Regions from separate parts of the Homo sapiens genome. Here region 2 is linked to region 1. Evidence: chromatin loops called from intact Hi-C (ENCODE). Cell type or tissue: GM12878. All regions are shown on one strand. Links, peaks and the distances in the headings refer to the core of each region. The heading gives the core; the rest is flanking DNA. Region 1 has its middle 200 kb from the start of ACVR2A. Region 2 has its middle 240 kb from the start of LINC01911.

Region 1 (16,444 bases), core at 8,491-10,990:
GTTTAGCCACTTGAAAAGGAGGATTAAAGAAAAAAAGAATCAGAGACTAGCCACAAATAGATGGCGTGGAGCTTGTTTTGTAAAGCAGTGCCTCTAAATTGTGCCCGTATTCCTTATGGAAACTACAGGCAAAGCCAAGTTTGCTTTGTGCAAATTCAGCAGCGCTAGGACCCCTTGGCAGAATGCCACCTCGCCCTTGCTTGGGCTGTGTTTGTGCACAATCTTCCTTGCTTTCTTCCAAGGAACAAACAGGGTGGAAATTCCTGATCTAGCTCTGTATCACCAGTAATCTGACCTGCAGGCTTGTACCTGAATACTGAAACCTTGGGGTTCACTGCTCACATATAATACTTGGTAAAAGAAGAAAAGGGGTAAAGAGACTCTTCTTAACCTTTGCAAATGTCATGCACTATTTATATAACATTTACCACTTTTATTTTCCACAGCCTAGGATTTTGTGAGGAGAAAGGGGCAGGCACCTTAAGCTAAACTGCATTCCTACAGGTTTAAATTACAGCTTTTCCTCTCTGAGGGCTAAGCTCATTGTATGGACATCATTCTTCAGGGGCTGATTTTGCCTTATAAACAACTTGAATTCTACTTCTTAGATAATTCATGAAAGTAGTTTTCTAATAGCTTCATAAGAGAATGTTTTTTTCCCGAAATTAAATAAATAAGCTGTTCTAAAAGACAAGTTGCTATCTGTTGGATGGAAACTTTGAAATTCTTTCAGTCTGGGTCATAGTAAATGCTACAAGTTTTCATTTTCTAATCCAATCTTATTACATAAAAGTGTACTTTTACAAAGACTGGGCTCAAGGTTTCATTGTCTTGCTTGTGTAACTACTCAAGGCCTAAACCTGACTGAATAAGTTGCCATGTGAAGTCGGTAAATATTTTATAAATTCTAGAAAGGAAAAAGTCATAACGTCTCATTTTGACAACCTTCCTAACCGCAGGTAGATAAGAAAAATAAACACAAGTTAATGCCATCCAGAGATCAAGAGAACATGAACCTTCAGGAAATGTGATACACAAGCATATAAATGCTGTGGCCTCATTGAAGGCACTTGTTTCAACAATAACACAGGCTTTATATATTTGATCCTTTAATAAAAATAACATTTTTAGATCTCAAGGTTCTAAACAGCTGAAGGGGTGGAGTGTTTTAGAACAAATATGCTACATCTTGTTGTAAAATGGCAGCCATGACTAAAGTCAGAGTTTGTCAGCATGGCAGTGATCAGGCCACCTTTGACCTGAAAGTGATATTTTGTTTGGCTCTCATGTGTTTAAAAATGAATTAGTTGCCACATTTTAAAATGAGAATGTTTCAAATAAAAATACAGATTTCTGGACTTTCTTGAAAAATAGGTTCTAGAAAGGATTAGTGCATATTCCCACTTGTTCTTGATTGGCGGGGACTGGTAGAGTTGACCCTCGGGTGGAACATGTACTCTCTAGTTTACCATAGGTTTGCTGAGGACCACTTTGTTCATATATGTTGTCTCCTTGGTCCCTGCAGGCCTTTGACGAAAAACCAAAGTCTGAATGCTTCACTCCAGCACAGGGGTGGCAGGCTGCCCATGAAGTCTCCCAGGTGCTACCTGTGGCAGCTGTTAATCTCTGTCTTCTGCTCTCTGGTGGAGACATTCTTTTTCTTCTTGTGGAGACATTGTAGCATCAGTGAAGGATCCCTGAAATGAGGGTCAGGGACTAGTCCTGAGTGATAACTCCTTTTATCTAATTGAGTGAATTCAGAAAAGCCACTTAATCTTTTGGAGTCTCAGTTTCTTCATCTGTAAAATGAGGGGTTTGTTTATTCAATTGACTCATTCAACTAACATTTAAAACAGAAGATGCACCAAAGGACTCAATTATAAAGGACATAAACTGATGATGTGTAGACACACTCTATGCCGATGTCTAAATCTTTTTTAAAAGGAGTGAATTTGAGTGCCTTTAGGCAGTTTCCCACAGCTCCTGTCTCCCCAAGCCGAGTCATCAAGATCTCCATTACCTGCCTGACCTGTCAGTCATTTGAGTTCATAAATGACCCCTGACTTCTATAGCCCTTTCCGCCATCTGACATCCCGTGGTTTTTCTCTCTCTTCCAACACTCGCCTCTTTTTCTACCTTGCCTCTTTATTTTGTTCTCTTCCCGTCTCCATCTCCCCCAGCCTAAGGCTTGCCAGGGGCTTAGCTTTTAAAGTCTGCCATTGAGTTTCTGGTGAGAGAATTCTTTTGGCTTCAGCCCTTTGTTGCTTTTTATCCTCACCTTGACAATAAGGACACAATTCTCAGTTTTACTCTGTAGCTTGGTTTACTGTTAGCAGCAGTTTCCCTCCCTTCTTTGCAGCAGCTGTTCTCATTCTTCTAACCAGTTTTTAAAAGACTTGAATTTCGAAATACGGTCGCTGTGCGCCTCTTCAGAGATTCATCCATAACTGTCAGAGCCTTTTCATTCCCTGTCTTTTGTATAGGTTTCTTTTATGAGCAGGGTAATTTGCATTTGTCTTTAATTCTTAATTTGTCTTTGCATTTACTGTGGATGTAACATGCAGCTGAATTTGCATTTTCTTTTCACTTCCATTCTCATGGACTGGGGCTGTCTGAGGTGCAAACCATGGAGAGATTCAGGAGTATGTTTGCTGAGTGGTAAACTTGGCTCTTCTGGCTTTATTTTATTTTCCCCTCCCCTTACTCTGAGATGTTTTTATTACATTTAGATGCTCTAAACCGTAATCAAACGTAGCCTATGTTTTCCAATCCATTGGTTTCTTAATCCCATTCAGTGAATATTAGGCCTTTAAACAATGTGGTATTCACTTAATCAGGAGAAATCCTCTGTAAAAGGATATTAGATTTTTGGGTATAAAAACCGTAGAATTTATTCTGTGCCTACCACTAACCAGGTGGGTGCATATCATCATGTAACTCTCTGGTCCTCAGTGTTTTTAATCTGTAAAAGGGGACTAATAATAACTTTAAAAAAATGGCTATTTCACCATTTTTTCTGAGGTACAAATGTCTGGCTGTGGAACCCTTTGAGAAGTATGGTATTCTGGCCCAGTGTAAAATACAGTGCCCTGAGGACCCCAGGCAGTCCTGTCCTGGAGCACTCTGTTCAGCTGCTGCTTCATTGTTGAAGGTGCTTTGGTTCCATGGAGTTTCACCAACAATGACCACGGTGTTTCAAATCATATCAAAGTTTCCCATTAGCAAGGGGAAGAGAACCAGGCTGAAATCCACTCACAGTTTGGTGCTTCTCTTTAGTGCTGTGAAATAACATTCAAAAAGGAGGTTAATGCCTTACACTCAACCTGGAGTCCTGATGTGCCTACAAAAAGCATTAGATCTAATCACTCTTCCTAGAATGGCAGAGGTCAGATGTGGCCCTATATATTCTGGCATTCAGTTACAAGACTGTTCTTGAGAAATAAACTTTTTTTTTCTACATTGTAGAATGTTGAGAAAATTGTTAGTTGCTTCTATAGCCCATTCTGTAGCAATATGTAATTTTTTGCCGCTCTGAGAGGAAGGAAAATTTTGAGTCAGTTTGAACTAATTGTAGGGTGTATATAGAGGTAGTTCTCAACAGTCTGCCAATTTCTTCTTACTGCTTCCATTCATTAGAGCTTAATCACCAGAAAGGCCTTGGAGGTGGTGGAGGGGCTTCTAGATTTCCAAAAAAATCTACCATGTATTGGAGAAAGGGCTATTTCCCTAAGCCATGAACCTCCCTCACACCCCTGGGACAGACATTTTTCAGTTTAGAACTATGTCCTGAGACAAGTGGAATTAATGGATTTATTGGAATCAGAAGTTTGATAGTTTATTAATTTTTTTTTTTACATTTTTAAACTTTCTTTCTTTTTTACAGAGAGGGGTCTCACTATGTTGCCCAGGGTAGTATTGAACTTCTGGTCTCAAGTGATCCTCCCACCTCAGCCTCCTGAGTAGCTGGGATTACAAAGTTGTGCTGCTATGCCCATCTTAGTTTGACAGTTTAGAGACGAAGGCAATGTGTTCCCTTGGTAAGGATTCATTCTCCCTCAATTCTTCTTATTATCCTTTACCACCCAAGAAATCCTTGTTTCTGGGTTTGGGGAAGGGAAAGATCTCACTTTGCAGAGATCTCTGTTCCAGATGGTTTAAATGTGAATAATAAAGACTCTGATGTGAATCTAGAACCACACTCCTGAGACACATCCTAAAATTTGGAGTCCAGAGAATAGTGAGAAAAAGGACTCAGGCTGAGAAATAAGAAAAGGTACAGAGGACATCACATGCCAGGAAAAAAGAAAACAAAAACAAAACAGTTTGAGAAACTAAAGAAAATGGGTGGGTTTGTTGTTGTTGTTGTTGTTGTTGTTGTTTTTTCTTGAAGTTTTAGAATAAAGCAGCTGGGTTCAGTAGGTTGTATTTTATTTTATAACTTATGAATAATATTTTGTTGTATTAGGAAACTGTAAAAGACACTGCTGTTTTCTTGGAGTTTCCAGAACTTTTTGACACTGTAAACTATTAATCAGAGCTTAGGAAGTAGATTTATTGTCCTATATATCCTTGTCTGGGTAGATAAAATGCAAATTTCATAACAACTATTTCTTTGGAAGCAGCTGCCCAACTTCTGTGGATGGGAGGACAGGCCATTTGTTCTTTAAAACTTGATAGGCTTCAACTGGGCAACTATAAATTCTCTTCTGTCCAAATCTCTCGCCTAGGGGAGGGTCTTTTCTTTCCTGATTGCTGACTGACTTCTTTCTTGTCATGCTGGAAAGCCTTGTTCAAAGATCTCAAAGACTGGCTGCATCTCTTTCCTAATGAAGCACCCTTAGCTCGAAGCTGGGGGAGAAGGTCCATCTGGCTTCTGCCATATGTGTGTATGCTGTCAAACCAGTAAACACGGCAGAGTTTGCTGACAGTGAGGAGTTTCAGTTAGTCAGTCATAAATTAGAGATGAGATATGCTGTGTTCCTGCTGCTGCGAGCTTTCACACTCCAGGAAGGAATCTCCACTTACCTATGTTGAAGAAGTTAAAAATGTGGATTAAGGAACCCTCTGATGGGGCAGTACTGAGTGAAATGCACATACATGATTCAGGCTGTTCAGACAGTGGGCACAGACACAGGATTAAAAACCCACAATCCTTTCCTAAGCACCTGATTTGCATCTGTTTGCTTATGCACTTGGTACACTGGCTCTCCTGTTTCTGCCCATCTATATCTAGTCATTTACGTTTTTTTTCCACTTGGGGTGGGTATTGGGGAACATCTCTTTGAAGAGTCTTTAAAAATATTCCTGTGCTGGGTGAACATATATATATTTTCCCCTCAAATGTGCTTTATTCTTGTCTGATAATCAGGTAGGGAGACAATAATTAAATTTTAATGCATCTGTCTTTTTAAAAAGAAAAGTGCTTTCTGGCTCTTAATGGCAAAATTTCATTATTATGATTTTAATGCTTTTAGACTAAAGCGGAGTTTACATTTAGGCTGTAAGAAGCACAGCTAAACGATTCCTCTAAGACATCTTTGTTTCATTTATAGTCTTGTGTTGAGGTGTGTTTTAATGTATTACATTTAATACAGACTGTGATATATTAGGCTACTTAAACATCTTAAACCAGAATAGCTTCAGATAATATTGTTACCTGTATCCAAAGATCTTACCACAGTGGGGTCACAATTTCTAAAGCAGATTCCCAAACTTTTTAACCCTGAATACTCTTCTTACCCAAGAGGTCCCATGACCCCTACAAGTCTTCAAATCCCTTTACTAAAAAAAAAAAAAAAAAAAAAAGATGTTAATATTCTTTAAATAATATGAGAAGTGGAAGACCAAGGCAATCTATTTCATTTGATTAGTTCAGAAATGTTTAGGCCCTAAGCTTAGCTGTGTTTTGTTTATTTGAGGTTGGGATTTAGGGCAAGGAAAGAAAAGTGATGATGGCTGGGGTAATTCATTAAAAAGGACTAACTGGGAAAAGGACAGGAGGCCAGGGGAGGGGTGGGGGTTGCCCCAGCCCCAGAAGTAAACACTACAGGAACATTTGAAATTCCATGTTTGATTCCTGGCATGAGAAGGAATGACATATATTTAGAAAAAAGTTTAGACCTTGCATATGTAGTTGGGTTTAGCCATTAGTTAAACTACATTGTAGTTGGTTACTGTCCATTCAGTAACATCAAAATTTGATATATTGCCCTAGCAGGTTGAATAGTGTCCCCTCAAAATTTATGTGCATCTGGAACCTCAAACTGAGCATTTATTTGGAAATTGAGTCTTTTCTGATGTAATTAGTTAAGAATTGAGCTAAGATCTTACTGGATTAGAGTTGGCCCCAAGTCCAATAATTGATATCCTTCTAGAAGAGGAGGGGACACAGATACACAGAGAAGTATGCCATGTGAAGACAGAGTCAGAGATTGGAATAATCCATCTTCAAACCAAGGAAGCCCAAGGATTGCCTGCAACCATCAGACTCTGGGAGCGTCATGGTCAGATTCTCTCTTAGAGTCTCCAGAAGGAACTAACCCTGCTGGCACCTTGATTTCGGACTTTTGGCCTCACAGAATGTATTTCTGTGAGGAAATACATTTGTTATTTTTAGCTTCCAAGTTTGTGGTAATTTATTATGGCAACCCTAGGAAATGAACACAATTGCTTAACAATTTCATTCTAGTAGTTAATAACTGTAGCTTTAGGTGCTTTATGATACCAAACACAGCTGTTTACTGAGGTTAATCATTCAAGCCGCTGTTGAACTTGAATATAGGGGAACCTCCTACAAAAAGAGTTTTGCAAAGGAGGGCCTGGTACTTCTAGGTTTTCTGTGGCTAAAATATGGCCCAGGGCCCACAGTGTTTCCCAATTGTACAGTGCCCCTGCACCCGTGTCAGTAACTAACCCTACGCTACCCCTCATGTGGAAGAATGATGGAGCTGATGGGTGTGGTCTTGCTCTCTACACTTGGAAAGACCATGCTCCTTGTTGGAGGCAGGGGAGGGGCTGTAGAGCATCTAAATAGAAGGTTATTCTGGAGATGAGAGGGCTTGCTGGCTAACTGACGGAGGCCTCTGCGTTAGAAGACATGATTTGTGGGTAACCAAGCTGGCTGCGTCTCCCAGAGTGGCATTTCTAGGCAAAAGCATCCTATTGCCACTAATGCCTGGGTGTGGTCCAAAAGTCCTTCAGCTTGCTACTAAATAGAACCACAGCTTTATGATCAGAAACAAAAGAGCACATTTTGTGTTTCTAAAGACAAAGTTTTAGGATCAGTTTCCCTTCAGTGCAAACACATTTATTCTCCGTTTATTTGACTTTCCAGCCCTTTTTCATAATTTCTTCACCCTCAGATCTTTTCAATTTGGGGTTACCTTGGAAGTAGGTGAGACTTCCTTAGGGCCTGGTGAAATCCAGTTGGAATACCCATGTGCTTGGAAGAGCACAGGTGGTCTCTTTGCAGGAGAGTGGTCTTTGCAGGACTATGAATCCCTATCTTGGTAGAGTTCCAAGTTCACCCAGCTGTTCAAGTGAAAACCTGGACGTCACTCTTGACTCTTCATTCTCCCTCACCCCTCATATCCAACCAATCACCATATCCTATTGATTCTTCCTTTTGCAGGTGGATGCACATTTCTCCACATCTTTCCAACTCTCCGTCAGCACCCTAGTCCAAGCTGCCACCATCTCTTGCCTAGATTCTTGCAACAGCCTCCTAATGACGTCACTACCTTCATCTCTCCTCCTTTATTCCTTTCTCATGACCATAGCCAGAGTGACCATACTAAGTATGAGTCACTTCATATTCCCCTGCTGAAAAGAGTCTGACAACTTTAAGATAAAATATGAATGCTTTAGTATGGCTTACATGATCTGGTCTCTCCACTTCATCCCTTGTCATTCTCTCACCTGCATTCAGTGCTCTGAATTTCTCTTAGTCCCTTTTATGGAAATTCCTCTTTCTAAACCAGTAGTTCTCTTCCTTGGCTGCACATTAGAGTCACCTGGAGAACTTTAAAAATTATTGATGTTTGGGTCCCACCCTAGAGATTATTATTTAACTTGTGTGGGATGCAGCTGGGAGTTTAGAAATTTTCCCAGGTGATTCTAATGTCCAGAGTAGGCTGAGAACCACTGAGGCTTCTGGATTCATCCTCTATTCTGTAGATGGGGTCAATATTCAATTATCCCTCTGGTCTCCACTTAAGGAAGACTTGCTCCAGAAGCCCTCCTTGATTACCCTTAGACAAGTTTAGTTTGCTCATTACGTGTTCCTATACATGCTCTACTTCCCCTAACAAACTACTCATTGCATTTAGTTGTAATTAGTTATTTAATCCTTTGCCTTCCCTATTAGAATGGAAGCTCCATGAGGGCAGGAATTGTGTCTGGTTTTGCTCAATATTCTATCCCCAGCAGCTGACTTTGTGCCTAGTATTCAGTATCTAATAAATATTAAATTGAATACAGAAACAAATGCAGACACATAAGGCAGTATGCACTGATTAAATTTCTTATTTGTTTCAGGCAGTCCACGCTGGGGCACTGATTCTTAGCATGGTCTGGAATTCTCAGCCTCTTTTTACAGGGGTTGTCTTTCAGCACTGTGCTCATTCATATCAGGGACTTGCCCTGGGGAGCAGTGGTTGGGCCCTATTCTTCCCAGCTGCCTTATTTCTCCAGTCACCAGGTCTTCAGGATACCGCGTTCCCAACCCTGACCTTGACCTACATCCCACCCTTCCTCCAGTAGTTGGTAGACAGGGGTTTGTATCAGGATGCCTTTGGGAGCATTTTCAAAAATACCTGTTCAAACCTCCACCCCTTTCTAAATTCTGACTGGATAAGTTTGGAGTGGACTTTAGGAATGCATATTTTATAAAAGTTCCATAGATAATTCTGGTGCACAACTTGGTCTTCCATGCTTTCTAAACTGTGAAGCAACTAATAGGAAATCAAAGAGAGTAATGGAAACTCAGCTGGGCCTGTATGTTAAGGGGGAGAAGGTTGAAAGGAGAAAAGTGTTGTCTACCACTTCCCTCCACCAACTAAGGCTCTTCCTTTGTACCTGTGGCACATTTAGGCATTCCTAAGTGTCCTTCCAGGAATTATGACTCTTCTTTTGTTGTCTAATCCAAAGGAGTGACCTTATGGTGGCTCTGTCAGAGGGCTGGTAAGACCAGCACAGACCAGGGTAGGAGATATTTGGAGCTGATAGAATACTGTAGGACTCTTCAAATTATAAGGAGGGTTGACCTCTATTGCATTTCATATCACAGGAAGGTTTTCCTCCCAGCTGCCTCACTGATACTGCCTTCTGTCAATTTGCAAGAAAGGGGACCTTGCACTTTGCTTTGGTGTCACTAAGTGCTCTACTTTATGTAACACAGCCTTTAGAACATTTCTCTTAAATATATGTTAGGGTCGGGCTATTTAAAGCTCAAGACTTATGCTGCTCAGACGTGAAGCACAACACTCCAACATAGTTTTAAGTTATGCAAATTGTTTCTTCTCAGTTGCTGCAAGAAGTTTTGTTTTGTGATACTGGCCTAGGGCCAAACAGGTAGTGTGATATGAGTAGGCAGCCCTCCTACTACCTCTCCAGTGGAAGGCTTCAGCCAGCACTGTTCTCCACATCCAAACAGAGCAGACATAAGAAAGTTGCATTGTGAGGCTGCTTGAGTTAGTTACACAGAGCCAGCACCTGCCTGGAAGGTAGGAGACTGGGTTCCAACCTTGGTTGTGGTATTGGGAGGATGTCTGTTCACTTCTCTGCCTCACATTCTCCACTTGGTCCAAGAAAAGAGCTGAACGGGGCCATTTTTCCAAAGCAAAAAGTTTACTTTTTAAAAACTTTAATTTTTGCATACATGCTTAAATAACAGGCATAAATAGACATCCTATATCTACTGTATATCCACTTGTCAGCCAAATCCCTTTCTCTGTCAGAGATTTGGTCTGATTAACTTGGATCCTAGTCAGTCCCAAGACATGGAAAGTCCAGAAACCTCCCATGATTTCTGTAATTTCCCAGACTACACAGCTTGTCTGCTTTACCACTCCCATCTCTCTGGGTGCAAACTCAGCCCAGTTTCCTATGAAATCCATGCACTCCTGGTGTTTTGTAAGCTGTAGCAGGACTTTGCCGTACCTGGGGAGGAGGAATCTGGGAAAGAGTTTTCTCCTACTCTGCATGACCTCCTGCTCTCTCCTGGCTCCATTCTCCTTCCCATTTTCTCTGCTAGCACCTCCTCTCTCTTCCCATATTCCCTGTCTTCCACCCCAACCCCAAATTATCCCTGTTATGCAGAATAGGGCAGCAGAGGGAGATGGGGCTCAGCCTCTGTTCTAGACTTGCAAGCCCCTTAGTAATATTGGGAGTCACCCTTCTTGGAGAACAGTCTCGGTTACGGTTTTTCCCCTGGTTACATATTTGTTTGATCTCTTACCATGTGCTCAGGTTTATCATGCATATGGATACAATGGATACTGTAGAAATTTTAGAATGTACAGGTGGGTTCTCTGGCAGGCAAGCTGTGTGATGTCATTAGCCCTGAGCTATATATAAAACCATCAAGACTTTAAAGCTTGAACCTGCACTATTTTGGTGCAAAAAAAGAGAGTGATGTTGAGAAAGAGTGAGAGAAGAACTGGAGTGTTTAGGTATAGATGTGCCACTTCCAAAGTGAAGGTAGGAAAATATATAAACCATCCTATGAATATTAATAAGAATACTTTACAAAGCACTCTGAGTTCCCAGAAGAAAGACGTTACATAAGCACAAACTTTGCCTCATTCATCCTGACAGCATCCCTGTGAGAGGAGATTCCATTTTAGAGACAAGGAAATGGAGAGAAGAGGAGCCATAACTTGTCCCCACAGTCATCATTATCTCAGTTGCAGAGACTCAGCAAATTTCTCCTTATCAAGCCTCTTCCAGCAGATCAGCCTTCCTGTTTCATGATACTTCTTTGCTGTTGGACACTGTTCACTATTTCACCTGTCAGTCTCATTCATCCAATCAGACTACGAACCCCTTGAGGGGAGACCCAGGGACCCTCTATCTATTCTGCATTTTTCCCTCTCACTGTGTCCAACAGAACATCAAGGACTCAATACTACTCAATAAATGTTTGTTGATTGATGGACAGTCAGTGTGGTGTGGAAGTGACAATGATTTAACCAACTATCTTTTCCTTTGTAGTTGCTTTCTTTTTACTCCTCCCATCATTTTTCTTTTTTTCTGTTATTTTAAAATAATTGCAAGTATCATGAATATCTTGCTTTAAAAAATAAAGCATTATAGAGTTTTCTCTATCTTCCGCTTTCCGGATTAATCATTGCTTTATCATAGGATTAAAGAGAACTTTAGGTAACATAATTTTTGAAAATAAACAACATGTGCGTAGTACAAAATTCAAAGTGTTATAAGGTGTTATTCTGTGAAAAATAACTATTCTTATACCCTTTGCCAAAGCTACCTGTTTCTCCATCCCAGACACAACCAACATTATCAGTCTCCTCTGTGTCCTTCTAGGGATGTTGTATGTTTACACCATATATGTGCACATCATTTTTTACTTCAAATGACAGCATATCATAGACTTTGCTCTGCATCTTGTTCTTTTTGCTGAATGACACCTTGGAGACTGTTTTCTGGCAGTATTTATAGTTGCTTCATTCACAGTATTCCTCTATATGTGCATACCATCATTTGTTTGACTACTCCTCTATTAATGGGCATTAATTAGATTGTTCTCCATCTTTTGCTATTTATGAACAATAATAGAATGTGTGTTTTCCTACATATTTCATATTGTGTATGTGGTAGCATATCTATAGACTAAATTCCTAGAAGTAGAATTGCTGGTTCAAAGAATTGTGCATTAAATATTTTGATAGATATTGCTAAATTGTTCTTTATAGAAACAAGTTATACCTATATACACTCCCAATCACAATGTAAAACCATGATACATTTTAGAAAAGCTATATATCTGAGATGAAAACATGGGGAAGTTGAAAAAATCAGAGTATAGCACAGTTGCACGTCCCAGCATAGATGCTGTTGGCCAACATTCATGCACAGAATGAATGTTGCCCATCCCTGCTGTGGGAGCTTGTGTTCATTAGCTCAAACAACTCTGTGATTGTGAGGTGATTTTATTTGAAGGGACTTTAAATTGGTACCTTGTTTAACAGTTAAAGCAGCTGTTAGAAAACAACAAACATTTATTGAATATCCCTTGTGTGCCAGGAACACAGATGAACACTTCCTATGCTGTGAGGCAGGTATTATTATCCTCATTTTTTTGACGAGGAAGCTGAAATTCAGGTTAAGTAACTTGCCCATAATAGGCTGTGGAATTCAAGAAGGCCTCTCTCTTTCTAGTATGCCACACTGATTTCTTATATTACTTGTGTGATTTGGAAGATTAAGGAAGTACTCAGTCAACTGAAACTGCATTTTGTCTAAAGTGAGCTCGACAGCATTGCAGCAGGGAAGATGTCCGAATATCTGTACTTTGAACTTGTCAGTAGAAAAAGAAACCACCTGGTAGCCAAAGGATATTTCCTGAATGTAAAAATCTCAATGACATTGTAGTATTCTCTCATGCAGTAAAGGTCTTAGAGAAAGATCTGTCATCACACAGGATGACTCTGCTCAAGAAGGAACCAATTTTAATCTTAACATCATTTTAGGATTTGGCGCTATAAGAAAAGGGAGCATAAGGGAGTGGAACACAGGTTTGTTTTTTTTTTTTTTTTCCACATTAGGATACACAGCTGAGCTGCAGCACTGTCAATGACCAAAATTCGAGCCTTGTGGTTACTGCTATGATGAAATCCTGTGGAAAGGGGAGTTTCACTTCCAGACACAGACTGACCAGCAAAAGAACCAAGAAAATCCACACAATCATCTGTTGGTTTTTCCCTACTAAAGAAAACTGACAGTGATCTATTGCAGGAGGCCAGGGACGGCAATGTGCGTCTTCTGTTTGTGTTCATAAGATGTTGGTGCTGGGGGCTTTGAGAGCACCTTTTTAATAGGGGTGTTTTGCATTTCACACCTAGACGAGTAGCCCCAATACAACTAATCGGTTTAGTTCAACAATTCCTTCCCATATTCCTGCCAATATGTGAATATCTCCCGGATGAGTCAGCTGGAAGATATGTGGAATATAAATTCTTGTCTTTATGTACTGTGTTAGAGGAATATCCAGTCTAATTGTGCAGATAAACACACACACACACACACACGAAAAGCTACAAGACATTCCTACCACAAATGTTTGTTCAGAATCTGCTATGTGAAAGGTACTGAGGCTGGGTGCGGTGGCTCACACCTATAATCCCAGCACTTTGGGAGTCAGAGGCAGGTGGATCACCTGAGGTCAGGAGTTGAAGATCAGCCTGGTCAAAATTATGAAACCCCATCTCTACTAAAAACACACACAAAAAAATTAGCTGGGTGTGGTGGCACATGCCTGTAGTCCCAGCTACTCAGGAGGCTGAGGCAAAAGAATAGCTGAGCCTGGGAGGTGAGGTTGCAGTGAGCCGAGATTGTACCACTGCACTCCAGCCTGGGCAACAGAGCGAGACTCTGTCTCAAAATAAAAATAAAACTGAAAGGTACTGTGCTAGGTTTTCAGAATACAATGGAAAAAATAGATCTGGTCTCTGCCTTCCTTATTTGAATGTAGACAGGGAGACAGATGACTGAACAATTACATGAAGTGAGGATTATAGAAACAAGTGCTAGAGGTATTCAGAGAGGTTACATTAGACTGACTCAGTAGAAGAAAATGTGAAGTACAAGGTGAATGTGTCAGGCTGAATCCCTATTTACTTCAATAGGGATGGCACCATGTTCAAGAGGCTGAAGAAGAAACCTGGAGTCAGCGAACAAGACATGGGGTTAATTGAGGGAATTTACATACAGGGCGGTGTAGTGGCAGCAGGCTGGAGAGAAGAACTGCAATCACTTGTAAAAAGCATGCAATTTATATAGAATATTTACTTAGCACCCTCCCCCTAGCAACCTCCACCTGGCAACCTTCATTTAACCAAAAACAAAGGGCCTTCATCCCCTGTATGGCCTGCATTCCATGGGATGGCCTGGGAGTTCTGATGTTCCTCATGGATAAGAAGCGAGTCTCTGGGTTGGCCACTCTCAGATTCCTTAGCTTGGAACTCCAAACACATGTTCTTCTTAGACCATAGGGTCATTCTCAGGGTATGCTTAAGTTATAGCTGTCAGGTGTTTCTGCCATACAGGGTCATTCTCAGGGTGTGCTTAAGTTAAGTTATTGCTGTCAGGTGCATCTACTATACAGCATGTAGAAGCCAAAAGTGCATATGACCAAATATTTCCATTGTTTTTTTTTTTCCGCTAATGGAAGAAATCTTCCAGTTGAAAGTAAATGTGAAAGTCCTAAATGCTGCTAACCAAGTACTTCCATTCTTCCTTCTTCTGGGTTCATGTAGGATAATACTTTCCAACCCTCTTTCAAGTTAGGCCTGGCCAAATAATTTGTTTTGGTTGAAGCAAGCAAACTTGATATGCATCACTTCTTGCTGGGAACCATAACAGCTGCATCCACTTAGCCACATCTTGTCTTCTGACTGGTGTGGTGATCTTCATGGACACAAATGTTGTGAGAAAGCTTCTGTCAGTCACTTTCCCTGAAGAATCACGATGAACTGAGCCCTATAGCATTTATAAGATGCACATCAATGTGGCTTTATCCCACTGAGATTTTGGAGTTGTATGTTTCTGTAACCCATGCAGTCTCATAGATGGGTTTCCCATTCATTTAATTTTTTTGACAAATGTTTTTTGCAGAATGCTAAGCATTAGTCTTAGATGCTAGGAATAAATCACAGAAAAATACAGATACGTTTCTTATTCTTTTAAAGTTTCTGTTCTAGTTGAGGGAACATTAGGAGGTGAAGCTGGAGACAGATAACAAACAAGTAAACAAATGAAAACAAAATTAGGAAGATTTTAGATTATGATAATTCTTACCAAAGTGGTAAGATAGAGAGTGCCTTTTTATTCAGGGTGTTTTAGACAGGGTGGTCAAAAAAGACATCTCTGAGAAGATAACATTTGTAGTTAAAAAGCTGAAGCATGAGGAAGAGTCAACCAGATTAAAATCTAGGAGACAGTGATCCTGAAAGAGGGAATAGTAAAAGCCCTAAGATCAAGGAGCTTGGCTTGTGTGAGGAACAAAATGAAACCAAAGTGGCCTGAGGAAGGTGCTTGCAGGGAGTCAGCTGTGGTACTGACTGAGATGAGAGAGGCAACAGCCTGATGTTATAGCTATAGTAAGAAGCTTGATTTTTATATTAGGTAAAATAGGAGGTCATTGCAATATTTTAAGGAGGAGAGTGATGTGATGTTATTTATGTTTTTAAAAGATAACTGTTTGCTATGAAAGAAGGCCAAGCTTGGATGCAGGAAGGCCACTTAGGAGCTAGTGCAATATTCTAGGAAAGAGATTTCGGTGGCTTGGTTTAGGGTGGCAGCAATGGTGGTGGAGAGAATTGGATGTATTTGAGATATGTTTTGCTCATATAATGTAGAGAATTTACTGACAGATTGAATGTGGGTGGATATTAAAATGATGTCTACATTTTTGGCCTAAGTTTAATGGATAGTGCCATTCACTGAGAGAGGGAGGATTGGAGTAGAATGAAGAGAGGGAATTGGAGGACAACTAGTAGTTCAGTATATGTAAGTTTAGTGTTCATATTATATTTCAAAATTAAGATATCAAGACAGAGTCTTGGGCCCCAAGTAGATGTTAAGCCTGGAGGTAAAACAAGGAGTCATTGGTGGACAGACAATATTTAAAGCAATGAGAATAGATGAGATCATGTAGGGAATGGGTGTAGATAGTAAGAGGAGAGTCCAGCACTGAGCTCCTGGGCACTCCATAATTTGGAGGCTGAGTAAAAGAGAGGTTATGGAAGAGGACTGAGAATGAGTGACCAATGAGGTAAGAACAAAAGCAAAAGAGTGTGGAGTGCTGGAAGCCAAGAGAAGGAAGAGAGTTAAGAAGAGAGAAATTGGTAAATATGTTGACTACTATTGAGAGGTGAATGAGGTGAGAAGATTTTTGTTGACTTTGGCACAGAGAAGATTGTTGGTGAGTTAAAATGAGCAAATTAGTGGAGCTAGATGCTAAATTGCAGAGGATTGAAGAAGGAATGAATGCCGAGTGAAAAAGTAAAGAAGCTATGTGTAGAGAAATTGTAAAAGCAAACAAAGGAATGGACCGATTGGTAGATGGTAGGCATGTGATTCATATGTTTAAGTTGTGATTGTTAACCATTTTTTATAGGGTAAGAGGTTCTAAATCATGTTTTATAGTGATAGGAATAATTCAAGGGAGAGAGGAAGAGAGGGAGGGAGGAAGAAGGAGGAGGAG
Region 2 (16,444 bases), core at 5,528-8,027, 560 kb after region 1:
ACATGGCAAGTTTGCAAGTTTGCAGATGTAATTATGCTTACTAAAGAGTGAATCTTAAAACAGGGAGTATCCTGGATTATGCCTGTGGACCGAATATAATCACATGAACCTCAAAAACAGAGAAGGAAGTCACAGAGATTCAATGTATAGAAAAGATTCAATGTCCATTTAAGATTAGTTTCAATATTAGTTTCAAGATGAGGGGGGCCATATGTCAGGAAAATGAGGACCTTGGTCCTACAACCACAAGGAACTAAATTCTGTCGATAACCAATGGACTTGGAAGAGGATCCTAAGCTCTGGATAAAACCCACAGCCGCTGATACCTTAATTGTATGTCAGTGAGATTCTAAATGAGAATCCAGCTATACAGGCTAGAATTCTGACCTGTGATCTAATAAGCGGGTGTTGTTTTAAGCTGCTAATATTGTGATTTGTTATGGCAACGACAAAAACTGATACATCCAGATTTTATATAAATTATTATCTTACATTTAAAGTGGCCTTGTTATAATTTATTGTCCTTTAGTTGTAGAAGCTATATACTACTGTTTTGATAAACCCATTGTGATGGTTAATATTAGATGTCAACTTGATTGAATTGAAGGATACCTAGATAGCTGGTAAAGTATTGTTGCTGAGTGTGTCTGTGAGGGTGTTGTTATAGGAGATTAACATTTGAGTTAGTGAACTGGGAGAGGAAGACACACTCTCAATGTGGATGGGCACCATCTAATCGGCTGTCAGTGCAACTAGAACAAAGCAGGTGGAAGAAGGTGGGATCAGCCGGCTTGCTGGGTCTTCTGGCTCTCATTTTTCTCCCATGCTGGATGATTTCTTCTATTCCTCCTGCCTTTGGACATCAGACCCCAGGTTCCTCAGCTTCTGGACTCTTGGATTTACACCAGTGGTTTGCAGGGGGCTCCTGGGCCTTCCACCACAGACTGAAGGCTGCACTGTGGGCTTCCCTACTTTTGAGGCTTTGGAACTCAAACTGAGCCACTACTGGCTTCTTTCTTCCTCAGCTTGCAGACAGCCTGTGGTGGACTTTCACCTTGTGATCACGTGAGCCAATTCTCTTTAATAAACTCCCTTTCATATGTACATATATCCTATTCGTTCTGTCCCTGTAGAAAACCCTCAGTAATACACCCACCTAATTATAGATACTGTGTATATAGATAGATAGATATAGATATATGCATATATGCATATGTATGTATGTGTGTGTGTGTATATATATACACACATATGCATATGTAGACAAACAAGTTTCCAAAAGAATTCATCCCCCCTGCCCGTTCAAGTGGGCCTTCAAGTGAGTTCTGAGTTATTTCTTAATTAAATCGATTCAGGTGAATCAAGAGGCTAACTGAATTTAAGGCTTCTTGAAATGGGATTCTAGCTGGATAACTGGGGTCAAGGATTGGGGATCTAGAAAGAGACTCTACAATGGACATCCTTGGCTTGCTGCCCAACACTGTCTCTCCTTCTTCCTAATACAGAATTTTTATTTGTTTTAGCAACACCTACCTTCTACAGACCCCATGTACAGATTTTACCCTTAGTCATATGGTTTGGGTGGGACTGAATCCACCCCTACTTCCAGGGATGGACCTTGATTGTATTAGGCCAATCTGAAAACTACTTACTTATGACCACAGTGAATGGTTTAGGAGTGGTCCATAACTCAGTCCCCTGTCAATCAGCTCATCATATTACACTGCCCTGAATTGGTCCAAGGTTATTGGTCCATGTTCTAAGTCAGTCCAGTTAGAGGAACCTAGAGGATTTTGCTGACAGTGTTGGAGTATAGACTCCTCTGTTACCTACTTATGACCACAGTGAATGGTTTCAGAGTGGGTCCATAACTCAGGCCCCTGTCAATCAGCTCATCATATTACATTGTCCTGAATTGGTCCAAGGATATTTGTCCATGATCTAAATTAGTCAAGCTGGAGTGAACCTAGAGGATTTTGCTGAGATTCTGGAACATAGACTCCTCTCTTCTTTGCAAATAGAAACAAAGAAGCATGCAGTCCCATTGTTGCCAGCAGTCATTTTAGGACCACAGAGTGAGAACCTGCTTGCGATTAGGGCCAGCATCAAGCATCAAGGATGTGGAGTGGAGACAACAAAAATGCAGAAATAGCATCCTGAGCACTGTTTGGCCTCCGAGTGAAGTCTGTTGTGCCCCTGGACTCCAGTAAATGAATCAGTAAGTTTTTTATTCTTTGTAAAATTAAATTCGTCTGGGTTGGGTTTTCTGTTGCTTGCAACTAACATCTCTAAATTGCAGAAGGCCAAGGGAAAGATCAGAGTAGAAAATACACATCTCTTACTGCTCCATGTTGCCCAGGACTAGCTAGGACTGTATGCCCCTTTTAACATTTTGCTTCATCTAGTATCAGAATCCAAGTTGTAATTCCCTCCCGAGAGCAACTTTTCTCTGAGTAAACAATGCTGTGAGATAGAATCTCACATATTTATTTGGCTCATTCTTTTTAGTACTTGCTTTCTTCTTTGATCATGAATTTTGTTTGTAAGTGACATACTTTTTTCTTTACACAATGATTCCCAAGTGATTATTCAGAGAAAGTTGTTGAGAAATGAAGATGAACTACTGAGGAGAATAAACTCTTTGGCAGACTTCTCATTTGAGGGGCTGCATTTCTAGCTGGTCTTTTTCTCTTTTTTGAGACAGGGCCTCACTCTGTCATGGCTCACTGCAGCCTCAACCTTCTGGGCTCAGGTGATCCTCCCACCTCGGCCTCCCAAATACCTAGGACTACAGGCGTGTGCCAACGCGCTCAGCTAATTTTTGTATTTATTGTAGAGATGGAGTCTTGCCATGTTGCCCAGGCTGGTCTCGAGCTCCTGGGCTCAAGAAATCCTCCCTCCTAGCCCTCCCAAAGTGCTGGGATTACAGGCATGAATTGCCATGCCCACCTTCTATGTGGGCTTTTATGTTTTGAGCTATTCAATTCATCCTGTGTCCTTGCATTTGTCCTGCATCCATCTTTCTACCTGATATATTTCTCCTCACTTCCACAGCAGATTTTGCAAAATGGTGAATGAAAAATCTCAAATGTGCTAGTACTAGCTGAAAATAAAAACAAAAGATAATCGATAATCTTGATCTCCTGTTGCACATCCACCCGACAATTTGCCCTGAAGTAATCCAGAGAGGTGAATTGAGAAATCTGTGTCACTCATACACATATTTGAACAAGCTGCCAAAGCTTGTCTAGGCAAGTTTTCTCACTAGGTAAAAATCTATTTATGACAACCTTGTTCATTTACTGTCAATGTCACTTCATGAGAGTATGCACCTTTACACATATGAACTGTACACATTCCATACAAAAATTTCTTATTTATGGCATAAGTCCATTTCTTTTAAATTATGAACTATAAGAAATAAGATATGACTTAACTTTATATTAAAAGGAAATTATAAAATAAAAATAAATTAGATTGATAGTAGACCCATATGTGTTCTTTCTACTTCAAAACACTTCTTTATGAGGGAGAGAAATATTTAGTTTACAATAACTGATAAAATACTTAAAGTACACATACCTATGAAGAAGGTAACACAAACACAGACGTCTTTAAAGTAAGATTTAATGGCAGTTAAAATTCCTTTCCTTTAAAGAAAGCTTAGTAATGGGTGTGATGATGAAGACCCACAGAAATAAGTACAAAAATATGGAAAAGGGAGTCTTCCAGAAGTTTGAAACAAATTTCAGTTCTGATAGTAAAATTATTTTTTATACTTTATCTTATGACAACAAATTGAACTGTGACTATTTTTTTCCAACGGAAATCATTTGTCAAGGACTCAGAGGATAGTCAAATCCATTTCCCGTATTTTGTGGTGGTTGCTATATGCTCTCCTAAGTATTGCCTAATGCAGGATTAGAACTGATGGAGGGAAAGTAGATTTGTCCTTAGAACCTACTTACAATTTTTAAATTGAAAACTATTCTTTAGATAATTAACTTTTAACATTTTAACCTTGTCAACTTCCTCCTTAATGCCTCAAGCCAGTGTTACTCAGATATCATGTTGGATATTAGTTGGCCAATTCAGTCTGGAGGCATTCCGTTAACCAGGGTTCTTTGCAGTAGCTTTTCTCAGGATCTTTACTATGTGAATGTACATTGTGAATCTCAGAATCTCATAGAGGGATATGGTGTATCCAGAGATTTCTAAACCCATAGATAATCTTTTTATTTCTTCCAGAATACCCAGTTATAACATGTATGACATAAGTGTTTCTCAAAAAATAATTGGAGATATTTTCTTTAATAGCAAAAGGAAAACTGTGCTATTGTCACTACTTTGCTCTTCTCCAAAAAGTTGAGCTTCTGTCTGGCTCTTTTCCACCTTTTCACCACAGTTCACAAATGAGATCAGAGGTGATGGTGCTTCCTAGCAGTCCAAACCTATCTCCAGTACTAAGCAAGACAATTCATAGCAAAACCCAAACCCAAATGGGGTTGGTAACAATACCTTTCTTATCCAAGAGATTTCCTTCCACCAACCAAGAAAAAGATTAGTTTTTCTCCCAAATTTCTCCCTCCACAATTAGTTTTTCAACCCAGAACGAAAAAAGAGCAGAATCTACCAAATAATTTAGAATGAGAGATAAAGAGCAATACCTGGTTTTGTTGATCCAATCAAATCCATTTTTTTTTCAGATTTAAACAGAAAATAATAACAAATTGACTAAATGTGAAAATTAGATTGCTTGGTTCCCATAACAAAGTAATCGTTTATTTTCAAACTTTGCGTTACTTATGTTGATACTCCTGCCTTTTTGCTTCTTGCTCATTTCCTTGGAAATCAGTATTTTTATTTTTTGATATATTGTTTTGTTTTGTTGGATTGGTGTGAGTGCTGTTGTCATATCAAGTTCGCAGCTTTTATTACCTAGAAGTGAACACATGCTATTCAGATAGTATGTGGTCAAAAGTATTCAATCACAATGATCAAGTATTGTTAAAATAAAAAATCAAAAGCTCAAAGAATTTTAGAAAGATGAGCCCGGAATATCCATGCTGTGCAAGAGAAGTGAGTTCTCAGTATAGCGGTGTGTGTGTGTGTGTGTGTGTGTGTGTGTGTGTGTGTGCGCGCGCATGCGCACGTGCACATGTACTCACATGCTATGAATTTGAAGGAAGGATAATGGAAACAAAATTGCTGATAGCTTCCTAAAGGACAGAAAAGCCACCATGCTGTGTACCTGTTCTTCAGCTGTATATTAGACTGTAAACAGAATCAATAAAAGAAGCCTTCAGTGAGACTAATTTTAATGCAATGTAAGTAAGAATAAGAACTGAACCTAGATCTCCTGATGCCCTGTTCAGTGCTCAGGAAGAATGTTAATAGTCTTCTTTCTCCTAGTCTTATTTCTTTAATGTTATATTTTCAGTTCCTTTAAACTGATAGGCTATGTTAATTGTGCTCAGTGAAATCTGCTTTTGTCATTGTCGTAAGAGAGTTCTAATATCCGCAGGCTTACACAAATTAAAGTTATGTTATAACTTTCTCATGGAGTTTGCTCCTTCTGTTTTTACAATTCCAGTGAGCCACCTCTCAGCTAAGTTTGCAGTCCCCTTATTTCTAATTGTTCTGTATCCAAGACATGCTCTGGAACAATGACTCATTGTTCACTGCACTATTTTTTCATGATATTTTACCTTGAGTCCTTAATTCACCTTAGAATAACTTCATTTCTTTTGAAAGGGGACTGCCTAGTGTATAAACAAGAACTTCATATTCTTTATCACTGATAAGCTACCTTAAAAGAAATGGAAATGACTCAGAGTTAAATGTAGCCCCTCTGCCTCCATTTTTTTTCTTATAATTTCCTTTTGTTTCCTGTGCTCAGTTCTCCATGAAGAGATGGTTGAAGCAGTCTAGTTTTTAGCACTGTCACCAGGGCTGTATGTTAAGTTCAAGTTGTGGCTTTCCAAGAAGGGCCTGACTTTGAAGCATTAACATTTAGACTACTGTATAGAAAAGAATAATAGAAATGGCCACTTAGGAAAGCAATTGGGTTAATTACTGACATTAGACAATATGGGCAATTTATAAATATCATGCACTTCTACTATCAGCTCAACAGAATTTAGTTCAAATGTGCTGAGCTCTGTGCTCTGGTAGCAAATTTTCTTCCTGTTTATGTAAAACATTGACTTGCATTTTGGCCAGTGCATGAAGTCTTGTGGGACTCCCAAGTCTTTCAACACATGCAAAGTGAAGAATTAATAATATCCAAGCCAGGTCAACACACGTCTTAATGGTTCTGTCTCAAATTCGTTCTCCACGTATGGACCAAAACCAAATGCAGGGCTCTCTTGATTTTTTTTTTAAGTTCCAATGAAATTAATGTGGGACACTTTCCCCTAGAATCTAAAACAACAACAACAATGCCAAAAGCCCTTCAAACCCTGAAGCCGTGAAAAACACAAATGAGTGTGTGTAATGGTCAGAATGGTTGGCACCTGAATTAAGAGAAGAACATAGATATGACTAGATTTGGATGTATTCAAGATATTGAAAACTGTTTTCCATCTTAAATTATCAAAAGGATAAAGTGTTAGTGGGAGTAAAAAGCCTCAGAAGGCAGTTGGACAAAAATGACTAGTAATGGACTGACAGCAAACTGGTAAGTATAGAAAACTGGAAAGTTTTAAGAAATATTTGGTTCGTATATCCTGAGCGTTAGCTTTGAATCTGGCTCACTGTTGCATAAGTGTCCTCCCCCAATATCTTTTGCAATACTTGGTCTAACTATTTATTTTTCTCAAGTTTGGAAAGGAATAGGGTAATAAACCACAAAACAGTAGAATTCAGTTATGAAAGAAATAGTCTCCTTATTAGTACATTTAGGAAAAATGGTTCATAAGTTATAAAATAACTCCTCCCTGGAAATACTTTAAATTAGATTCCTTCTACAAAGATGTGCATGGTGGAGCTGAAATTGCTGGTGTTTACACCATAGTTGACATGCAGAACTCTCTGAAGGTCTTGTTTGTTTGGTACCTCAAAAATCTTCTGCGCCATCTAATGGAAACAATGCAAACTGCAGCTTGCTTTGGAGGACAAGAGCTTCAAATTCTTCAGCACAGATCAATGCAGAATAGATGAAAGCTATAGAATGCAGTAGATCAGATACCAGCCTCTAAATGTAATGGCTTGGGGGAATTGGCTCTCAGTTGTATAGTGTACACAATTCAAACATGCCTAGGGTATTATGATTTCACCATGCAAATGTATTAAAATACAATGTATCCATTCATAGTGCATTTAGTAACAGACAATGGAGTGAACTCATATGATTTGCCAAACCAAGATCCAGAATACTCCAGGTTTTTTTTTTTAAAGTAAGTATTCATTTCCAAGTTTCTGCTGTATTTCTTTGTCACGTCTATGCTACAGGTACAATGTAATTTAATTTTCAACGTGTTTACCACATTCAAAAACTGTAAATGTCATGAATTTTATGTCAGAATCTACACCTTGAATTGTAGGCTCAAATGCAAACATGGGTACGGAGGTAATTTAAGTTAAAAGGGAAGACAATGTGGTGGAGTAAGTAGGCTGTCTTGGCAAAGTGGAAATCATACTCCCTGGGTTCAATGAGTGATAATCAGCAACAGCTGGTTGTTGTCGAGCAATAATGCCCAACGAAAGTCCAAAATCTGTACTCTTCTGTACATTTCCTTATTTTGTAAGTGTTTGTTCACACCCATAAATACATCCATGGTCCAGATATGACCTAGCTCTAAGAGCCACCATTTGTGATTGTAGGTTTCTCATAATCCAAGGCAACACAATGAGAATACAGCAGTAAATCCCACAGTCACTGGAATCATTTGGAACACAAATCCTTTGAGAAATAAGTGCTCTCATACTTTAATTAATATGCATAGATTGTTTTAGCTGTACATGGCAATGGAGTGTATTAAATCACAGATATTGTCCAATCTTTCTATTATTTCTGGCAAAGTAGTTCTAAGGCTAAAATTCACTGAATCCATAGCCAAATCATTGCCTGTACAGCCCTGAGATAAAGGCAGCTGTCCAATTTTGTCAAACCGCAGTTTCTAATATTCCAAGCCCTCGAGTTGGAGACAAGCTCACACCAGTGACAAGTGGCTTCAGAGGGACAGTGTTTGAAAGGTGTTTTCACGTGATTATCAAGACACGTTTATGTTTCTTGGGCAAATAAAGAAAAGGAACAGCTAGCACTTTGTTAGAATTCAAACCTGAGGAAAACATAAGGAATAATGAAAGACATAAGAGATGTTGGCTATGCATGAACCCAATTAAAATGTGTTTTTTTCCTCCTAAGGACATTTTAGATTTGAAGTTGTTGTTTTCATACTTTTCCTCTACTCGTCAGAGTCTGTTGCTCTCTACCCCGCTATTTTGAATGATTTCTATAGATGTAGTTCATCTAAGTAATATGGGTTTGCCAGTTTGCCCCCCCACTTTTTTTTTTTTTTTTTTGAGTCGGAGTCTCATTCTGTCACCTAGGCTGGAGTGCAGTGGTGCAATCTCGGCTCACTGCAACCTCTGCCTCCCAGGTTCAAGTGATTCTCCTGCCTCAGGCTCCTGAGTAGCTGGGATTACAGGTGTCCGCCACCACACCTGGTTAATTTTGTGTTTTTAGTAGAGACAGGGTTTCATCATGTTGGCCAGGCTGGTCTTGAACTCCTGACCTACCTCAGGTGATCTGCCTGCCTCCGCCTCCCAAAGTGCTCGGATTACAGGCATGAGCCCCTGTGCCTGGTTTGCCCCTTTCATAGGCTCACAGAGCCTGGGAGAACACCATTCCCTAGCCTTGAGGCAGATGAGTGCCTGACCCAGACACTTTCTAACGATGCCTTTCATGACTTATTAGCATCTTGCGGATCAAAATGTCCCATCTTAATAGCCAATGTTGACTTATCCTTTAGTCAATGTTTCTTTCACAGAACTGGATCCTCAGTTCAGGAAACACTTACTTGTCCAAAGCCCAATACATATTGAGAACTTAGTACAGTATTGGGCATGTGGTGTCTTCAGTAAATATAGGTAATTATTATTCTCATTTAAGGACTGCCAAAAGAGCAACTCTTCTGCATTTATAAGAAGCAGTTTGGGACTCTACAGTGCCGCAGGAGCTAGCAAGTTCAGATCTACCTCCTTATACGTGGTGTCCCTGGTGTTTTGTGGGGGTGGACACCCATGCTTCATCAGGCATTGAAGAAGGAGAAAACAATAGTGTTGAGCCATTTTAGCTAAAGGGACTGCTCTAACCATTATTATTATCATTATTAAAATATTTCAGCCAGGCACGGTGGCTCTCACCTGCAATCCCAGCACTTTGAGAGGCTGAGATGGATGGATCACTTGAGCCCAGGAGTTCAAGACCAGCCTGGGCTACATAGCCCTTCCCTACAAAAAATACAAAAATTAGCTAAGCATGGTGGCACATGCCTGTATTCTCAGCTACTTGGGAGGCAGAGGTGAGAGAATCACTTGAGCCCAGGAGGTCAAGGCTGCAGTGAGCCATGATCACACCACTGTGCTCCAGCCTGGGTGACAGAGTGAGACCCTGTCTCAAATATGTACGTAGTTACATCTATATATTTTATATTCATTTCTTGCCCATTAAATGTGATCTTAAAGGCAAGAACTATGTCTTTTTCCTTTACAATGTTCTGCTGTATCCCATGTCAAGTTATATATGTAAAAGGTTTTCAGAAAATGAGTGGCAAATGAATAAATGAATATGATGCCACTTATTTCAGTTTTATTATAAATGTTAGCTTTGGCACCTCAGATGATTAGTACAGGTATTGCACATCATATTCTATTTGTTGTAAATTGATATCCTTCTATATAGAGGTTAGGGTTCACTGATGGCAAAGCATTACAATCTTAGTAAAATATAGAAATCAATGAGCTAATGTTTATCAAATAAATGAATTCTGTGCTTGTGTTGACCATTATATGAGATTTAGTATCGCTTACTTAGTACCATATTGAAATAGTTAGCAAGTAGCCTAGCTAAGGTTAAATTATTAATCTTTTTCTTTAAAACTTAAATGGGACAATTGGGTACTTTTTTTGTTTGGTTTTGCTATGGGGTCTTGCTCTGTCACTCAGGCTGGAGTGCAGTGGCACGATCTTGGCTCACTGCAACCTCCATCTCCTGGGTTCAAGTGATTCTCCTGCCTCAGCCTCCTACGTAGCTGGGATTACAGGTGCCCACCACCATGCCTGACCAATTTTCGTATTTTTGGTAGAGATGGGGTTTCGCCATGCTGGCCAGGCAGGTTTTGAACTCTTGACCTCAAAGAGGTGATCCACCCGCCTCAGACTCCCAAAGTGCTGAGATTACAGGTGTGAGCCACTGCACCTGGCCCAATTGGGTAGATTTTAAAGCATATTCACTTGACCCTTGAAAAACATGGGTTTGAACTGCAGAGGTCCACTTATATGCAGATATTTTTCAGTACAAGTTAGACCAAGTGTGCCTGCCTCTCTTGCTGCCCCTTCCATCTTCTCCACCTCTGTCACCTCTGCCAACTCTGAGACAGCAAGACCAACCCCTCCTCTTCTGCCTCCTCCTCAGCCTTCTCAATGTGACGACAACGAGGATGAAGACCTTTGTGATGATGCATTTTCACTTAGTGAATTATAAATATATTTTCTCTTCTCTATGATTTCCTTAATAATATTTCCTTTTCTCTAGCTTACTTTATTGTGAGAATACAATATATAGTACAGATAACATACAAAACATTGGTTAACCCACAGTATATGTTATTGATGACTTTGGTCAACAGTAAATAGTTAAGTAGTTAAAAGTTGACTACTAATAGTAGTCAAAAGTTACACATGGACTTTTCACCGCACAGGGATTTGGTCCCCCTAACCCGCACATTGCCCAAGTGTCAACTATAATTAGAAATGAGTATCTTCAAGGTCTAAGCTAGTCAGGAATTTTTTTAGTACTTGTCTTTCAGATTTATGCATTTATTTTTATTGATGTATAATAGTTGTACATATATTGGGGGAACATGTGATATTTTGATACCTGTATACAATGTGTTATGATTATGATCAAATTAAGGTAACTGGAATATCAATCACCTGACATGGTTATTATTTCCTTGTTTTGGGAACATTACAATTCTTCTAGTTACTTTGAAATATATAATAAATTATTAACTATACTTTGCCTACTATACTATCAAATACTAGAACTTTTTCCTTTTATCTAACTGTATTTTTATACCCCTTAACCAACTTCATTTTCCCTCTCCACTTCTTTTCTCTGCCTTTGGTAACCAACATTCTACTGTCTACATCCATGAAATTCACTTTTTCAGCTCTCACATGTGAGTGGAGACATACAATATTTGTCTTTCTTTCCTGGCTTATTTCCTTAACATAATAACCTCCAGTTCCATCCATGTTGCTGCAAATGACAAGATTTTGTTCTGTTTTATGGCTGAGTAATATTCCATTGTGTATATATACCGTATTTTCGTTATCCATTCATCTGTTGATGGACATTTAGATTGATTCCAAATATTTGTTATTGTACATAATGCTGTAATAAACATGAGAGTGTAGATATCTCTTCTATATACTGATTTCCTTTATTCTGGCTATTTACCCAGTAATTGGATTGCTGGATCAAATGGTAGTTCTATTTTTAGGTTTTTGAGGAACTTCCATACTGTTTTCCCTAATTGCTGTTCTACTTTACATTCCCACCAACAGTGTAAGATCATCCTTGCCAACATTTGTTAGTTTTTTTCTTTTTGATAATAACCATATTAACTGAGGTGAGATGATATCTCACTGTGGTTTTGATTTGCATTTCTCCAGTGATTGATGATGTTGAACATTTTTTATACACCTGTTGGCCATTTCTTTGTCTTCTTCTGAGAAATGTCCATTTAGGTCTTTTGCCCATTTTTAAATCAGATTTTTATTTTTTTTCTATTGAATTGTTTGAGTTCCTTATATATACTGATTATTAATTCCTTGTGAGTTGAATAGTTTGAAAATATTTTCTCCCATTCTCTAGGTTATCTCTTCACTCTGTTGATTGTTTCCTTTGCCATACAGAAACTTTTCAGCTTGATGTAATCCCATTTGTCTACTTTTGCTTTTGTTGCCTGTGCTTTTGAGGTCTTACCCAAAAAGTCTTTGCCCACATCAATATCCTGTAGCATTTCTTCAGTGTTTTCTTTTACTGGTTTTATAGTTTCAAGTCTTACATTTAAGTCATTAATCCATTTTTGAGTTGATTTTTGTGTATGGTTGTAGATCGGCGTGTAGTATTCTTCTTCTGCATATGGCTATCCAGTTTTCCAAGCACCATTTATTAAAGAGACTGTCCTTTTCCCAATGTATGTCCATGATGCCGTTGTTGAAAATGAGCTGGCTGTAAGGGTATGGATGTATTTCTGTGTTCTCTAGTTTGTTCCATTGGTCTTTGTGTCTGTTTTCATGCCATTATCATTCTTTTTGATTATTGTACTCAGGATTTTCTAAATGGTTCATGTAGTACACCTTGCACCACTCTGACCCTTTAATCTTTTCTGACTTCTCATTTTTGGTATCTCATAAATGAGGCCCAACACGCCAGATGTTATTTCGAATTATGACTGAGTAATGACTCTTCACTAGCACTGTTCCCTGTAGGAAATATTTTTGCATTAATGTCAACTTCACCTTGTTCTGGACTCTTGGATATACTATCCTTCAAGTCAGGTTTGATCTTTGGTCTTTTCTGGCACTGATATTAAGTTCTCCGATATTTGAATCTGAAATATTAGTTTTCTCCACACAAAACTCAGGCATAGGTTCTTCCATTCTGTTCTAACTGTTCCCAGTTTTTAAAGACATATTCTAACATCCTCACAACCTTCAACCTTGTGCAAACCCAGTTCCCATTCCAGATCTAAGAAAGAGTCACACAAAAACAGCTTCTCTGTTCTAACCTTGTTAATAGAATGAAAACGTATTTTATGAGGTTTGAAAAACTGTCATCTGACTTTTTGCAAGGTACCCTAGGAAGTTCACTGTTGGGAGTTCAGTAAATTTGAGATTTACAAAATCCATTCATTCAAAATATGTCTTATGCCACAATATTATGAGAAGATGGTTCCCAAGAGTGATTGATCTGATTTAAAGACTCAAGTGGCGAAGGTTGCTGGGAAGAGAGTAGGGAAAGGCCATTTCTCTCAGCTGAATCATGGGCACTAGGGATTGGCTGAGAACATTTGAGTGGAGTGAGGCAATTCCTATGGAATGAGCCTTGGCCAGAAAACACACTGGTGTTGGACAGAGGGAGTGCAATATCCGTGCCTTCAACTTTGTTGGAGCAAAATCTTAATTAGCCTGATTCTCTCTCTTTGGTTTCACTGTCTTCTAGATTTGCAAGGAAAGGCATTATAATATGAACACCTGAAAGCCACCTTTCTCCTTAGGGTTGAGGGCACCTTCTGTTGTACAGCAGAAACTATTAATTCACATTTATTCTCATAAAAGCATTGTATTTTTCTAGTTGAAAATATAATACATAATCATTCTAGAAGTTGAGAACTTCAAAACTATAAAGAAGAAAATTACAATACCCAAAGTCGATAAAATAACTATTAAATCTTTGGTATATTTCTTTTCGATCATCTCTTTATATATCTTTTCACCTATTTATAATCATGCTATTCTGCTTTTTATTACTTAAAATGCAATACAAATGTTTTTGATTCATTTTTAAATGCTTTTAAAGTATATTTTGGATATATTGCATGTCTTTATTATTTTGCTTATGTAAATAAACTACAATTTACTTAATCATCTCCCTGTGTTACCCACAGTGGTTGTGATTGTTTGCAATTTTGTTTTATTTTGTCTCCCTTATATAATAGAAACTAAGTGTGACTTCAGAAACTAAAGGTAGATTCTCCCATCCTGTGAGGTCATTAACTTGGAGTGAAAATTATACAGGAAGGACTGAGACAACAAAAGTTTGCCTGTCCATGATAAAGTTCAAAGTTGGGCAATAATCTTCTTAGCTATTAAATCAAGCATCTGTTGTCAAGCTCAATTGTAAACAAATCACATAGAAAATTATCTTTCTTTAAATGTTTTGCCAAGAGGATGTTTGGAAATTGGAGTGGTTTAGTATCTGAAGGTAACTCTAATTTTCATTTTTAGTCTCTATGTTGAATGCTGTGTAATGTTTCTTACGAAATTTCATTAGATGGGAACTCTGATACTTTTCATTTATGCATATTCATGTTTTTATTTAAAATACTCTTAACAAATGATTCTTTTATGTTTATGATATAAATCCAATCCAATATTTATAGGGTAAAAAAAATGGGCATTTGTGTATTTTGTGTTCAACGTATTGTTCATATTGAATTCTCCATAGACAGCAATAAGAAAACAATTCCAACCCATCAATATTAAATACTGAATCTTAATCACAAATGAGTTGTAATTGTATTCAGTTGCAAATGGGTTTTTTTCCTCACAGCACAATTAAAACTTACAGATTTTTTCATTAGAAAATAAATTCAGCTGCTTAGTTCTAAAAATGTATGATGACAAGAGCAAGGACATTTTTTTTCTGCTAGTTTTGCTTATTGGAGGCCATAATACTCTGGCTTTCAGTACTCAATGCAAGATATCATAAAAGAACAGCATTATAAACTACTTTAGACATTAGTTGCCAAAGAACCCAAGGTGTCTTCACTTTGAATATTTCCTGGACCCATAAACATTGAGATTAAATCTAGAACAGATTTTTGTGGTAGTTCATGCTGGCCTCAGCCCACTCTTCCCACTGGGCTTCTTGTTTTGCCGGGGACAGGAAATATTAAACCAATTTACTGCCTTTATATTCACTCTCACAAAACAAAACAGAAAAACAAACAAGACTTCAAAATCAAACTGGAATCCACTTCTCAAACATTCTGATTGAAGCCTAACTTGAAAGACATACAGCAGGGAGAGAGACTAGAGTTTGGCAAAGGTGAGACAGAAATTTCTCTGCTTCTGGTAAGAAAAAGCCTCATTTCAGTCTCTGGAGAGGTCTTGTCTAGACACTGATAATACTGTCCTGATTGATGAACTAGTTAGAAATATTTCTGGGAGACATTTTGCCACGTCTTGGATGACCAAGATACTTGGCTAAGCTAAGGGACTAAAATTAAGGCTACCATTTTCATTCAAAGCACTATAGTTACATGTATATCTCTAGGCTAGTGTTTATTAATTTAGCTTTCTGTAGTTTTGTGTCTCCTTTCTTGTCCTTTAAATTCTGTCTTCTAATTGGTACCAATCTTACTGAAACTGTTCCAGAAAATTAAGGAGGAGAGAATCCTCCCTTACTCACTCTATGAAGCCAGTATCACCCTGATACCAAAGCTAGGCAAAGACATAACAAAAAAAGAAAACTACAGGCCAATATCCTGGATAAACATAGATGCAGAAATCCTCAAAAAAAAAAAATACTACCAGACTGAATTCAACAGCACATCAAAAAGATAATATACCATGATAAAGTGGATTTTATTCCAGGGATGCAAGAATGGTTCACCATATGCAAGTCAATAAATGTTATTCATCACATAAGCAGAATTAAACACAAAATCCATATGGTCATTTTAAAAGACACACAAAAAAGCATTAAATAAAATTCAGCATTCCTTTATGATAAAATCCCTCAACAAACTGAGCATACAAAGAACATGCTTCAACATAATAAAAGTCATATATGACAGGCCCACAGCAAACATTATACTGAATGGAGAAGAGTTCAAAGCATTCCCTTTAAGAATTGGAACAAAATGAAGATATTCATTTTCACCACTCCTATTCAACATAGTACTGGAAGTCCTACTTAGAGCACTCAGGCAAGAGAAAGAAATAAAAGGCCTCCACACAGGAAAAGAGTAAGTCAAATTATCTCTGTTCACTAGTGATATGATCTTATACATGGATAAGCCCTAAAGTGTCCTAGATTTGATAAATGACTTCAGTAAAATTTCAGAATACAAAATCAATGTACAAAAATTGATAGCATTTCTATATACTAATAACAATCAAGCAAGACCCAAATCAAGAACTCAATCCCATTTACAATAGCTACAAATATAAAATAAAATAACTAGTAACACATTTAACTAAGGCGGTGAAAGATCTCTACAAGGAAAACTACAAAACTGCTGAAAGAAATCATAGATGATGAACACAAATGAAAAAACATCCCATGCTAATGAATTGAAGAATGAATATTGTTAAAATGACCATACTGCCAAAGCAATCTAGAGATTCAATGAAAGTCCTATCAAATTACCAATGTCAGTCTCCACAGAATTAGAAAAAAAAACAATTCTAATGTTCATAT

The links. Peaks named below come from ENCODE experiments on the same cell type or tissue, not always from the same donor. Only the 100,000 strongest peaks of a DNase experiment are listed, where the experiment ranks them.
Region 2: it touches region 1 in a loop (3-fold over the local background); 2 of 110 quality-filtered maps call a loop at or near these places.

The regions. Positions count from the first base shown.
Region 1 is chr2:147,633,157-147,649,600 of GRCh38, reverse strand. No RefSeq gene overlaps it. Among named protein-coding and RNA genes, the nearest start is that of ACVR2A, 200 kb to the left of the region's middle. RefSeq lists an enhancer at 13,617-13,826. In GM12878, for the core only: no CTCF peak of the experiment used is centred there; a DNase peak (open chromatin) is centred at 9,520; H3K4me3 peaks cover 768 bases; H3K27ac peaks cover 908 bases.
Region 2 is chr2:147,073,696-147,090,139 of GRCh38, reverse strand. No RefSeq gene overlaps it. Among named protein-coding and RNA genes, the nearest start is that of LINC01911, 240 kb to the right of the region's middle. In GM12878, for the core only: a CTCF peak has its summit at 7,084 (motif pointing left); a DNase peak (open chromatin) is centred at 7,059.